Linked DNA regions of Homo sapiens: region 2 is linked to region 1. Evidence: chromatin contacts called from ENCODE Hi-C or POLR2A ChIA-PET data. All regions are on one chromosome and are shown on one strand. Each heading gives the region's core, a stretch centred on a gene start or an enhancer-like site at or near the end of the contact. The rest is flanking DNA. Distances are from core to core; before and after follow the strand shown. Region 1 has its middle 100 kb from the start of PTGER4. Region 2 has its middle 94 kb from the start of LINC00604.

Evidence for each region. A loop is a pair of places that touch in the nucleus more often than their neighbours do. ChIA-PET counts read pairs that join two places held with the same protein, here RNA polymerase II (POLR2A). Pooled maps may share reads with other maps.
Region 2: a loop to region 1 is called in a pooled map, with 10 times the contacts of the local background. The contact joins two enhancer-like sites. A Hi-C loop is called at or near these places in 9 of 50 pooled maps. POLR2A ChIA-PET finds 5 or more read pairs at or near these places in 2 of 52 experiments (OCI-LY7 and activated T-cell).

Annotation. Positions count from the first base shown.
Region 1 is chr5:40,576,059-40,582,398 of GRCh38, forward strand. No RefSeq gene overlaps it. Among named protein-coding and RNA genes, the nearest start is that of PTGER4, 100 kb to the right of the region's middle. RefSeq lists an enhancer at 2,509-2,668. Within about 2 kb of position 2,498, at least 4 of the 41 ENCODE cell types and tissues checked have a DNase peak (open chromatin) inside an H3K27ac peak, as active enhancers do.
Region 2 is chr5:40,331,148-40,338,175 of GRCh38, forward strand. No RefSeq gene overlaps it. Among named protein-coding and RNA genes, the nearest start is that of LINC00604, 94 kb to the left of the region's middle. Within about 2 kb of position 2,469, at least 3 of the 41 ENCODE cell types and tissues checked have a DNase peak (open chromatin) inside an H3K27ac peak, as active enhancers do.

The DNA of each region.
Region 1 (6,340 bases), core at 1,248-3,747:
TGCACTTGGTCCCAGCATACTGCACAGTTAGCTCCCTTTATTGTTGAAACTATCCTGATTTGAGCAATAAAGTATATGTCACCTTACTCACAAGGCTAGATCTGCCACTGTCAGCTTCCACTTCAACTTCTGCTGCTGTTTCACTCTTTGTCACCATATACAGTATTTGGCAGAGCACCTATAAATGAATCCCAATTTCAGGAAGCGTGGACCATATGAGAAAGCTAGAAAACCCATGAAATTATAAAATAATACTACCAGATAGGAAACAATAACAATAATAATAAACAAGGTAACATACGTAAAGCACATTGAACAGTTTGGGGAACACTGTAAGCTCTCAATAATTAATAGTTATTATTATCATTATATTGCATAATAGGATTATCTCATCCCTTCTGTGGCTATGGATGAGACTGTTCCTTAAAAGTTAAAAGGTATACAGTAAAATAAAAATTATAATTTATCACTTTAACATTTAATAAATAGAAAATATTCCCTTAAGCCAGCAATCTGAAACAATTATTAGGAATCCTTCCTGAAAAGTGATTTATCTAATAATTATGATAGAATTTTCCATCTTTTCAATTCTGATGCTTTTTTAAGGAAAGGCAAAAATGTATTATGGACAAAATGAAAAACAGAAATAAGTTTTACCTTAAATATTTAGGAAGTTTTTCCTTTTGATTTAATGATGATAAAGGGGTGGTAAACAAAAGTACACAGACTTAACCTTGCAAAATTTCTCTCTTAACCCAGTCAAAAGGAAGACTGTTTTTTAAAATTTTAAACAGCCAAAATTACCCAAAAGGAAGACAGGAAAGTACAGAAGACACAGGAGTATCATTACATCATGATGGATGATAAGGAATAAAATGCTGTTGGCTTGCAAAGTGATAAAAAAATAACTATTTTACCTATGATATTGAGTTATATTTCATCAGATTCCTTCCCTTTCTCCCAAGTACTCCCTTGTCACACCATTAAGATCCTGAGTCATTTCAAAACATGGCAGGAGGTGTGGGGTGATATTAATAATAAATAAAAACACCCAGGATCTCTACTCCAATTTTCTCCACAAGAACACCAAGTAATCTCTATTATTTCATGACATCTTTTGCAAGAGGATACAGATGGGCATTATTACTCCTATTATATGGTTAGAGAACCTATGCAAGAAAACTGGACAAATAATTCTATATCATATTAGCTGAACTAGAATTATAACCCTTGTCTTTCTTGTATCTCTTAGTGAAGAGAAAAGAAGAGACGATTGGGAAAATATCAATTTTATAACCAATTTAAATAACAGTTTAACTGTTATCTAATACTAATTTAAATAACAATTTAAACTGTTCGTGTATGTGTTATAAAAGATTACTGGGAATTCCTTTAATACACATAATAAAACATGGTACATCCCAATTTCCATTTTGTAAATGTAATTTATGCATACAGGTACAATTTATAAGCATATAATTTTATGCATATAATTTATGCATAAAATGGAATGATACTATACATATTGTTTTATAGCCTATTCTTTTGGGGCAACACCATATTGTAAACAACTGTCATACTTCTACATGAACATTTGCAATGGCTGCAATGTGATCCACTCATAGATGTATCCTAATCTATTTATTTTTGGAAAAGTTTTTTCAAAGCCAGCGTGAATACTCTTCTTTGAAAAACACAGAAAGAAACTCCTCACAAAAAATATAGATTGATTCCTTTAAAAAATAATTACTGAGTACCTTTAGTATAGCAGACATTCTGGGGAAATCTCCATGAAAAGACACTCAAGTACCAAAAATTTAGGGAGAAGGGTAAGCAAACAAGCCAGCAATTACAACAGTATGTGGTCAGTCACCCTCGTAAACTAAGGTAACATTTTTTCTAAAAGTTAATATGGGTAAATATGTCAGAAGTTCTAAGACTGTAAATATCTCTTGCGCAGACAAATCCCCTGCTTAAAATTTATTATTAGGATGTAATGGGACAAGGTACAAAGATGGTGGTACAAGACATTTATTGTAGTTTGTTAAATAAAGCAAGAGAGAGGGAGCAAAGTAAATATCCATGAAAAGGGAATGGTTTAAATAAATTAGAAGGCATCGAAAGTGAATAGACCAAGGCCTTGAAAATGGTGATGCAGATGAGGGAACAATATTTGGGATACATTATTAAGATTTTTTTTAAAACAGGCTACATCAACATGTGTGTATGTGCATGCATTGGACGGATAAAATCCAAAATACTAGTAGTGGTTTTCTCTGGGTTATAAGGTTATTGGAGCCTTTTTTTTTTAATGTTCATAGAATTTTCTGATTTATATATAATGAACACAGAACGTTTATTCAAAGTCAAAATTAACATTGAACATTTTTAATAGAATGTGTTACATGAGAGCATACATACAGGGTTCTCTAGGATCCCTTAACAGCCTGAAGCTAAGAGGGAGCGTGGGGATGGCTTCTCAAATTAGTGACACTTATTTAAACTGAATCATCAAGGAAACATAGCAGTTAGCCAGTGATATACAAGGAAATGAGCACACCAGGATGAAGAAACAGCCTACGCAAAGCCGTGGAGGCCTGCACAGCACAGCCCCATCCAAGCAGTGTGAGTAGTTCACATGCTACAGAGAGCAAACTAATATCAGAACTAAAAGTGTCTGTGAGATTTTTAGTATATTCCATTTTTACCTACGCTTGAGTCATTTCTGACAAATAACAAAGGCAAAAGCCAGATGGTCACATGCTAAGGAATGAATGGGAGGTGAGAAAGTGTTGAAAGTAAACACAGGGAGGGGAACATCACACACAGAGGCCTGTCAGGGGGTGGGGGGCAAGGAGAGGGAGAGCATTAGGACAAATACCTAATGCACGCAGGGCTTAAAATCTAGATGGCAGGTTAATGGGTGCAGCAAACCACCATGGCACATATATACCTATGTAACACACCTGCACATTCTTCACACGTATCCCAGAACTTAAAGTAAAATAAAAAATAAATAAAGTAAGCAGGAATTCAAGAAGTGCCGATAAATAGTGAAAAGGGAGAGGGGTAACTAGAGTTGTGAGAAGGTTTTACTTTGAAGTGGGGAGAACTGAAAGATGCTAATAGGGGAAAGAACCAATATAGGGGGAGAGGTTGATTTAAAAGAAGGAGGAGGAGGAAGAGGAGGAGGAGGAGAAGAAAGGAATGGACAGACGTGATGATAGCTTAATGTTTCTATTTTGGGGCAGAAGGGGAGATCCAGAGAGGAGTGAAAGTGTAAGCAATTAGGCCAGGCAACATTGCAGGAAGTCATCTCTTGCTTCAAAAAACTACAAAAAGCCAATTCATAGAAAGAATCGTAACTTCAGTTTCCTAAAAGATAGGACCAGCAAGTAGCTATGACCAGAACAACCTAGAAAGTACTTAGTATAGTCAGCAAAATGTGGTAGAAACAGAACAGCACATTACTATCTCACCCCTGCATAACAACAAAAAATATTCTGTGACTTTTTATAACAACTCCTAAGGAAAAACATTATTGAAAAAAGTATAGAAGACAGAAACTAAAATGCTCAAGCAAATGGGAAGCACGTTCCAGCAGCAAAGAAAAATCAGATTTGGAATTTTCATGAAGAAATAACAAAACCTATTAAAAGACATGATTTAAGTTAGTGGCTTCTAGTCTTTCTAAGAAAATCTTTTTTAACATCAAAAATATTTGAGAACACAGGTGGTGGTAACTAAGCATTTAGTAATTATTGATTGAGAAAATACAATAGGATAAGAAGCATTCATAAGTTAGATAATTCTTTTTAATTAATTTTCATTTTATTAATCTCAGCATCTACATATTTTTGTATGTGTGTATTTATGAATATAAGTCATTATATTTTATTCCACCAAAGAAAATGTTTGGATACGCATATGAAATTGCAATTCCTTTGAAACCACTACCAACCACCATCCCATATCTGCCCAAACTACATTTGAGAACCACTATTCTAATTTATAAAACCCTGAATAGGATGAATATAAATCTCATCACTTAATACCCAAAAACTATAATTAAAACATGAAGCTCAAAAAAGGCATATTTAGAATATAGTTGTCTTTGGAAAGATTTGCAAATGTTACACAACTGAAACAGCATAAGATAAAAAATAGACATTGTTTTCGAAATGTTTACATAAGCCACTTTATGATATTTCTATAATGAATTTTAAAGTAAAAAGTAAAATTGCTTTGTCAGAGGCCATAGCCTTTGTGGTGACATCAGGGAGTAAGACAGTATTGTGCCATGATACTTGTTGGTGCTGCTGACCCAAATATATGATAAGGATTGTTGTAAATTCTCACATTTGTATCCTGACCAGGCATAGTGCAGAGGCACACATACCCTCAACATAATCCAGAATAAAGAGAAAATGAATGAGTCAATAAAAGCAGAGACAGAAACTGAAAGATAAAAATAGCTTTAAGACTAAATAATTTCACCATCCTGAAAATAACTTAAAAGTATAGAAAGAAAACTTAAAGGATCCTTTGACTTGCTTACATATTCTGAATATTAGCCCCTTATGAGATAGATATGTGTTTTGCAAATATTTTCCCCCAATCCATGGGTTGTCTCTTCATTTTGTTAGTTGTTTCTTTGCTGTGCAGAAGCTTTTTAGTTTGATGTAATCTCATTTGTCTGTTTTTGCTTTTGTTGCCTGTGTTTTTTGGAGTCCTATCTGATAAATCATTGTCCAGATCAATATCATGGAGTTTTGCCCCTTATGTTTTCTTTTAGTAGCTTTACAGTTTCAGGTCTTATGTTCAAGTTTTATCAGTTTTGAGTTGATTTTTGTATCTGGTGTAAGATAAGGGTCCAACTTTATTCTTGTGTATGTGGATATCCAGCTTTCTCAGTGCCGTTTATTGAGCAGACTGTTCTTTCCCAATTGTGTGTTCCTGGCACCTTTATTGAAAATCAACTGATCTTAAATATTTGCATTATTTCTTGGTTTTCTATCCTTTTCCATTGGTTCATCCTGTTCCATTGTCTGTTTTTATGCCAGTACCGTGCTGCCTTGATTACAATAGCTTTATCTTTTGAAATAAGAGAGTGTTATGCCTCTAGCTTTGTTCTTTTTGCTCAAGATTGCTTTATAATTTAGGGTATTTCCTAGTTTTATGTTAATTTTAGGATTTAGTTTTTTATTTCTGTTTATAATGATAGAATTTTCATGGAAACTGCACTGTATCTGTAGATCACTTTGGGTAGCATGAACATTTTAACAATATTAATTCTTCCAATCTATAAACCTGGGATAACTTTTTATTTATTTGGGTCTTGTTCAACTTTTTTCATCAATGTTCTTTAGTTTTCAGTGTACAAATATTTTATCCCTTTGGTTAACAACTCAACAGCAAGAAGGCAAATAACCCCACTTAAAATGGGCAAAAAGATCTGAATAGACATTTCTCAAAAGAAGAAATACAAATGGGCAACAGATACATTTTTTAAATGCTCAACATCTCTAATCATCAGGGAAATACAAATGGAAATCACAGTGTGATATTACCTCACACCTGTCAGAATGGCTATTATCAATAAATGAATGATAAGAAGTGTTGGTAAGGATGGGAGAAAATGGAATCCTTACTCACTGTTGGTGGGAATGTAGATTAGTATAGCCATTTTGTATAATAGTATGAAGGTTTCACAAAAACTAAAAGTAGAATTACCATATGACCCAGCAATTTCATACTAGGTACATATCCAAAGAAATTGTCATCAGTATGACAAAGAGATATCTGCACTCCCATGTTCGTTTCAGTACTATTGAAAATAGCCACATATGGAATCAACGTAAGTTTCCATCAACTGAATAATATATACCCTTAGAATACAAAAAAATTTTGTCATTTGTAACAACATGGACAGAACATTATATTAAATGAATTAGGCCAGGTCCAGAAAGATAAATACTGTATCTCACTTATATGAAGAATCTTTAAAAGTCAATCTCATAGAAACAGAGTAGAAAGGTGATTACCAGAGGCTGGACAGGAGGGTGAGGGATGGGAAAGGGAAGATGTTGATCAAAGGGTACAAAGTTTTAGTTAGACTGGAGAAATAAGTTTTAGTGGCTTACTGCACTACATCGTGACTACAGTTAGTAATAATTTATTTTACATTTCAAAATTGCTAAAGTAGATTTTTAAGATTCTCACCATAAAAAAAGATAAGTTAATTAGCTCTACTGAATATTTCTATAGGTCTCTTCACCCCATCTCCTTTAACTTTATTATTAGTAACAGTATCAAAAGCCATCAACTGTGGACTCCCTGA
Region 2 (7,028 bases), core at 1,219-3,718, 240 kb before region 1:
CTCTCATGTTTCCCCTTTTAGGGAGGAAAAAGCTCCCTATGTCCCACAATCCTGTACATTCCTAATCCTGTCACCTGCAGCCGTCAGGAAAGAGCGCAAGGCAGATTATTCCAAGGAGAATAGCAGTTGACATGCTGTAGTGCCAAACCCATTCTTAGCCAAAAGGAACTTTACTGAGAGCCCTCATTTTCAAATGTACTTCAATGCATTGTTGTTCATTCTGATGTTCCACTGTGAGTTATCTTTAGTAATATTTTGGTGTTTCTGTAAGACTTCGCTGCCTCCCAGACCTAATGTATAAGCCAGAAGGAACTCAGTTTTCCAGAAATTAAGGATCCCATTTTTACCTAAAATATTGACTTTACTCTCAGGTTCTCTTGATTAACTTAGCCAATGATTGTTTTTTTCCTACCTAAGCGCACAAGAAAAATGAAAAAAAGGGGTAGAACAGAAAAATTCCTGTGAATTTTCAAAAGACAAATTTTATAAACCCTGCAAAATACTGCTTACTACCAGTTCCTTTCTGACCTAGTCAGATATAAGAGGCCTCTAACTGGATTCAAACCAGTTAATTCCCAGATCAAATCCATTCTTGGACCCAGTCCAGTTTCTGTCACAACTCTAAACCCAGTTTGGATCAGAAATCTGCTCAAAGAAACTCGGAGAGCTCAAAACGCAAATCCGTGGAGCTCCAAAATCTGAGAGGGAGCTTAACCGTGATCCCCAGCTGCTCTGAGAGATCAATGGACACAAGTGAGTCCTGCAGGTATCTTGAGTGTTCACTCAGCACTTCTGGGGGTCACTGGAAGCTCCACTTCGGATCCTACTCCTGACACCATCTGAGAAAAGAAAAACTTCAGCCAAATTAATTTAAAGGAGTTTAATTAAGCAATGAAAGATTTGCAAATCGGGCAGCCCCCAGAATCACAGCAGATTCACAGAGACTCCAGGGGTGCCTCGTGGTCCTTGTGGTCAGAACAAATTTATAGACAAAAAAGTTAAAGTGACAAACAGGAATCGGAAATTAGGTACAGAAACAGTGAGATTGGTTACAGCTTGGTGTTTGCCTTATTTGAATGCAGTTTGAACATTCAGCAGTCTATGAGTGGTATAGCCACTGGGATTGGCCAACACTCAGCCATTGTTACAGGTGCCTACTATTAAGTTAGGTTTTCAATTGTGTCTGACTATTAAGATAGGTTACAGTTCATCCACAAGGACTCAAATATAGAAGTATGGAGTCTTTCTCAGGCCATATTTATCTTGCTTTAACTCTATCTTCTATTTTATAACCATTGGTTCCTCAATAACATCTAGAATGCCACAAATCACCACAAAAGTAAAAACTGGGTGATGGATTAAATGAGAGGGAGGGAGGGAGGGAGGGATGGATGGATGGATGGATGGATGGGAAGAGAGAGAGAAACATATGTCCTTGACTCTTTATTTTGGTGATTTACACCAAGAAAAGAAAGCTAACAAACTGTTTAATCAGAACTATATCAACTTTTAGGTTTAAAAAATTATTTTGTGAAAAATCCATTAGAATGTTTCAGAGATATGATGATTGGTATGCAGATAAATTTCATTTTTAAATATTTGGTTAGAAAAAGTTAGAATTTTTCAAAATATAAAATTATGAATTACATAAACACTCAATCATATTTTGTCCCTTTTGATAGATTATGTGAGTAAAAGAAACGCAAAAAGACAAAAGAATATAGATGGATTCAATGACATATAAAATCTTTATAATCTAAGCCAAATAAAATTATATAGCACTGGCAACTTTGTCATGACTAAATTTATGAGTGTAACACTAAATAATGAACTGTTTTGTGTGTGACTTATAAAGTAGACTCATTGTTGAATGGGAGAAATATATTATCCAATGCATTTTGAGCAAGATGAAATGTAAGGTACCATTTTTATAGAAATATTTTAGAGGAAGCTGTTCAACATTGGAGGATAATAGCCGTTACTTATAAAATACAGCATTTCCCCTCTGATTCATAGGAAAGTAACAAGATCTTTATCAGAATGTTCTCATTTCCACATAATTCAAATACCATGTATATCAAAAAATAACAAGTAAAGACAAAATTTATTAAATTTTAGAATATGAATGGCATTGATCATAGTGAATACATTTGACAAAATCAAATAACCAATGGAGCATATTCATTTTGGTGAGTATTCTTAGTAAAGTCTTTAGGTCTCAGTTTCTTTTGAAAAATAAACTGGTTGTGAATATTACATGAGATAAAATAAACGGAAAGGCACATTGTAAAAGAGTGATAAAGCAATACATAAATATAAATTCTAAATGTTATAACATTGTGCATAGTCATTGTGCATGTTAAATGTTCAAAAAATAACTGAGTTAATGATTGAGGCATTGCAGGAAGTCTGGGGTGAGGCACTTGGCAGGAACTGCCACACAGGACTATTTTCTTCACTATGACAATGCTCTAGCTGAGAGTGAATGTTTTTAATATAAATGGTTTTACTCAGCTTAACAACCTACTGGATTCACTATTACAGTCATGAGTCATTTAAGCACAGGGACATATTCTGAGAAATGTGTTGTTAGGCTATTTTGTCATGTGAACATCGCAGAGTGTACCTACATAAACCTAGATTGTGTAGCCTACTATGCTCCTAGGGTATTGCTCATAGGCTGCAAATCTGTACAGCATGCGATTGAACTGAATTTTGTAGGTAGTTGTAACAAAATGGTATTTGTGTGTATCTACACATAGCTCAATACAGAAAAAGTACAGTAAATATAGGTTATAAAATATTAAAAATGATATACCTGAATAGAGCACTTACCATGAATGGAGGTTACAGAACTAGTATTGGCTTGGGTGAATTTGTGAGTGAGTAATGAATGAAGGCTTAGGACAATACTGTACACTACAGTAGTGTCAGTAATGTTTAAACTGTGCACACTTAGGCTATGCTAAATTTATTCTTTTTAGTTTTCTTCAGTAGTAAATTAACCTTAGCTTACTGTAATTTTTTCTTCATAGACTTCGTAATTTTTTAACTTTTTAACTCTCTCATAACTACACTTAGCTTAAAACACGAACACTTTTTTCCTTTATATACTTATTCTATAAGGTTTTTCTATTATTAGGCATTTTTTTTTACTTTTTAAACTTTTTTGCTAAAAACTAAGACACAAACACACACATTAGTCTGGGCTTACAGGGGATCAGGATCATTAATATCACTGTCTTCCACTTCCAAATCTTGTCCAACTGGAAGGTCTTCACAGGTAGTAACATGCATGGAGCTGTCATCTCCTATGATAACAATGCCTTCTTCTGGAATACCTCCCGAAGGAGCTGCCTGAGGCTGTTTTACAGTTAGCTTTTTTGATTTTAATAAGTAGAAGAAATGCACTCTAAAATTACAATAAAAAGTATAATATAATAAAACATAAACCAGTAACATAGTTGTTTATTATCATTACCAAGTATTATGTACTATGCATAACTGTATGTGCTACACTTATATATTCCTGGCAGCACAGTAGGTTTGTTTACACCAGCATCACTATAAACATGTGAGTAGTGCCTTGCCCTACTACATTTGGATGGCTACAGTGTCACTAGGTGATAGCAATTATTCAGCTCTGTTATAATCTTATTCAACCACTTTAGTGTAAGCAGTTCATTGTTGACCAAAATGCTGTAATGCAATACATGACTGTATTTAATACTGTTTCCACTATTCAAGCACAACAGATCATTCATCATCACAATATTATTATAATCAATACTATTCAAAGGAGAAAACACAAGCTCTGGAAACAATTTCAAGATAGGAGTTTAACTCACTAATGCAAAAAAGACACATCATCAAAAAAGCAGTATTCAAAATGTGAGGTTGATGACACTTATGATATCATTATTCATAGGATGAAGAATTCTGGCATTTCCATTCATCTTTCTACCACCTATATGTCTAAGGCAGACATTGCAGAGCAACTACCTCAACAACCTTACAGCCCTTTTCCTTATGCCTTTCTATAATGCAGAAACAGGAAACTAAAACAAAATGACATTTCTCAGACTGCTTGCAGCTGAATTTTAAAATATGATTTAGATCCAGATGGGATTAAGACTTGGGCAACAGAATGAGAAAGAGGGCACCTTTCTGCTGCTTCAGATAATTCTGCTGGCAAACCCAATGGTGGTGGTAGTTGGATTTCCAAAGCAGCAGTACTAGAACTTGTAGACACAAACAGGGCAGGATTTGAATAGGTTTGGACATGTAATTTATTACACCTTATGTTTGCAAAAATCTTAAATATTAAAAAAGAATGAAATGAAAATTTTAGAACTAAAAAAAATACAACAATCAAAATAGCAACTCACTGGATGGACTCAATAGAGGATGGTCATCACAGAGGAAAGAATCAGTAAACTTGAAATTATCTGAACAACAAAATTTTATTCTAGAAAAATACAATAAACAGAATCTTAGAGACTTGTGGCAAAATATTAAAAGACCTACTATTCACATCATCCGAATCCCAAAAGGAAAGAAAGTTTGATGCAGAAAAATATTTAAAGTGATAATGCACTTTAAAAACTTCCAAAATTGAGTTGGGTGTGGTAGTGAATGACTATAGTCCCAGCTATTCAGGAGGCTGAGGCAGGAAGATTGTCTGAACCCAGAGGTAAAAATTCAGCTGGGGCAAAATAATAAGACCCCATCTCTAAAAAAAAAAAAAAAGAACAACAGGGAGGCTTCCAAGATGGCCAAATAGGACCAGCTCTGGTCTGCTACTCCCAGAGAGATCGACACAGATGGGTGATTTCTGCATTTCCAACTGAGGTACATGGTTCATCTCACTGCGGCTAGTTGGACAGTGGGTGCAGACAATGGAGGGCAAACTGAAGCAGGGCAGTGTGTCTCCTCATAGAGGAAGCACAAGGAGTTGGGGGATTTCCCTTTCCTAGCCAAGGGAAGACATGACAGACTGCACCTGGAGGAATGATACACTCCTGCCCAAATACTGCACTTTTCCCACAGTCTTAGCAACCAACAGACCAGGAGATCCCCTCCTGTGCCTGGATCGGCAGGTCACACGCTCACAAAGCCTTTCTCACCGCTAGCACAGCAGTCTGAGATTGACCTGCAATGCTGCAGATTGGCAAGGGAAGGGGTGTCCACCATTGCTGAGGCTTGAGTTGGCGGTTTTATGCTCACAAAGTGGCCAGGAAGCTCAAACTGGGCAGAGTCCACTGCAGCTCAGCAAGGCCTACTGCCTATCTAGATTCGACCTCTGTGGCAGAGCATAGCTAAACAAAAGAAAGACAGTCTCTGCAGGCTTAAACTTCCCTCTCTGACAGCTCTGAAGAGAGCAGTGGTTCTCCCAGCATGGTGTTCGAGCTCTGAGAACGGACAGACTGCCTCCTCAAGTGGGTCCCTGACCCCCGTGTAGCCTGACTGGGAGACAACTCCCAGTAGGGGCCAACAGACACCTCATACAGGTGGGTGCCCCTCTGGGATGAAGCTTCCAAGGGAAGGATCAGGCAGCAATATTTGGTGTACTGCAGCCTCCACTGGTGATACCCAGGGAAACAGGGTCTGGAGGGGACCTCCAGCAAACTCCAACAGACCTTCAACTGAAGAGCCTGACTATTAGAAGGAAAAGTAGCAAACAGAAAGGAATAGCATCAACATCAACAAAAAGGACATTCACACCAAAACCCCATCTGTAGGTCACCAACATCAAAGACCAAAGGTAGATAAAACCACAAAGATGGGTAGAAAACAGAGCAGAAAAGCTGAAAATTCCAAAAACCAGAGCGCCTCTTCTCCTTCAAAGGATCGCAGCTGCTCCCCAACAAGGGAACAAAACTGGACAGAGGAATGACTTTGACGAGTTGACAGAAGTAGGCTTCAGAAGGTCGGTAATAACAAACTTCTCTGAGCTAAAGGAGCATGTTCTAGCCAATCGCAAGGAAGCTAAAATCCTTGATAAAAGGTTAGACGAATGGCTAACAAGAATAAACAGTGTAGAGAACACCTTAAATGTACTGATGGAGCTGAAAACCAAAGCACAAGAACTTCGTGATGCATGCACAAGCTTCAGTAGCCAATTCAATCAAGTGGAAGAAAGGGTATCAGTGATTGAAGATCAAATTAATGAAATAAACCAAGAAGACAAGATTAGAGAAAAAAGAGTGAAAAAAATGAACAAAGTCTCCAAGAAATATGGGACTATGTGAAAAGACCAAATACACGTTTCATTGGTGTACCTGAAAGTGACAGGGAGTTAGAAAACACTCTTCAGGATATTATCCAGGAGAACTTCCCCAACCTAGCAAGGCAAACCAACATTCAAATTCAGGAAATACAGAGAACACCACAAAGATACTCCACAAGAAGAGCAACCCCAAGACACATAATTTTCAGATTCACCCAGGTTGAAATAAATGAAAAAAAAATGTTAAGGGCAGCCAGAGAGAAAGGTCAGATTACCCACAAAGGGAAGCCCATCAGACTAACAGCAGATCTCTCGGTGGAAACCCTACAAGCCAGAAGAGAGAGGGGGCCAATATTCAACATTCTTAAAGAAAAGAATGTTCAATCCAGAATCTGATATCCAGCCAAACTAAGCTTCATAAGTGAAGTGGAAATAACATCCTTTACAGACAGGCAAATGTCTAGAGATTTTGTCACCACTAGGCCTGCCTTACAAGAGCTCCTGAAAGAAGCACTAAACATGGAAAGGAACAACTGGTACCAGCCACTGCAAAAACATGCCAAATGGTAAAGACCATCGATGCTATGAAGAAACTGCACCAATCAACGGGCAAAATAACCAGCTAACATCATAATGATAGGATCAAATTCACACATAACAATATTAACCTTAAATGTAAATGGGCTAAATGCCCCAATTAAAAGACACAGACTAGCAAATTAGATAAAGAGTCAAGATCCATCAGTGTGCTGTATTCAGCAGACCCATCTCATGTGCAGAGACACACATAGGCTTAAAA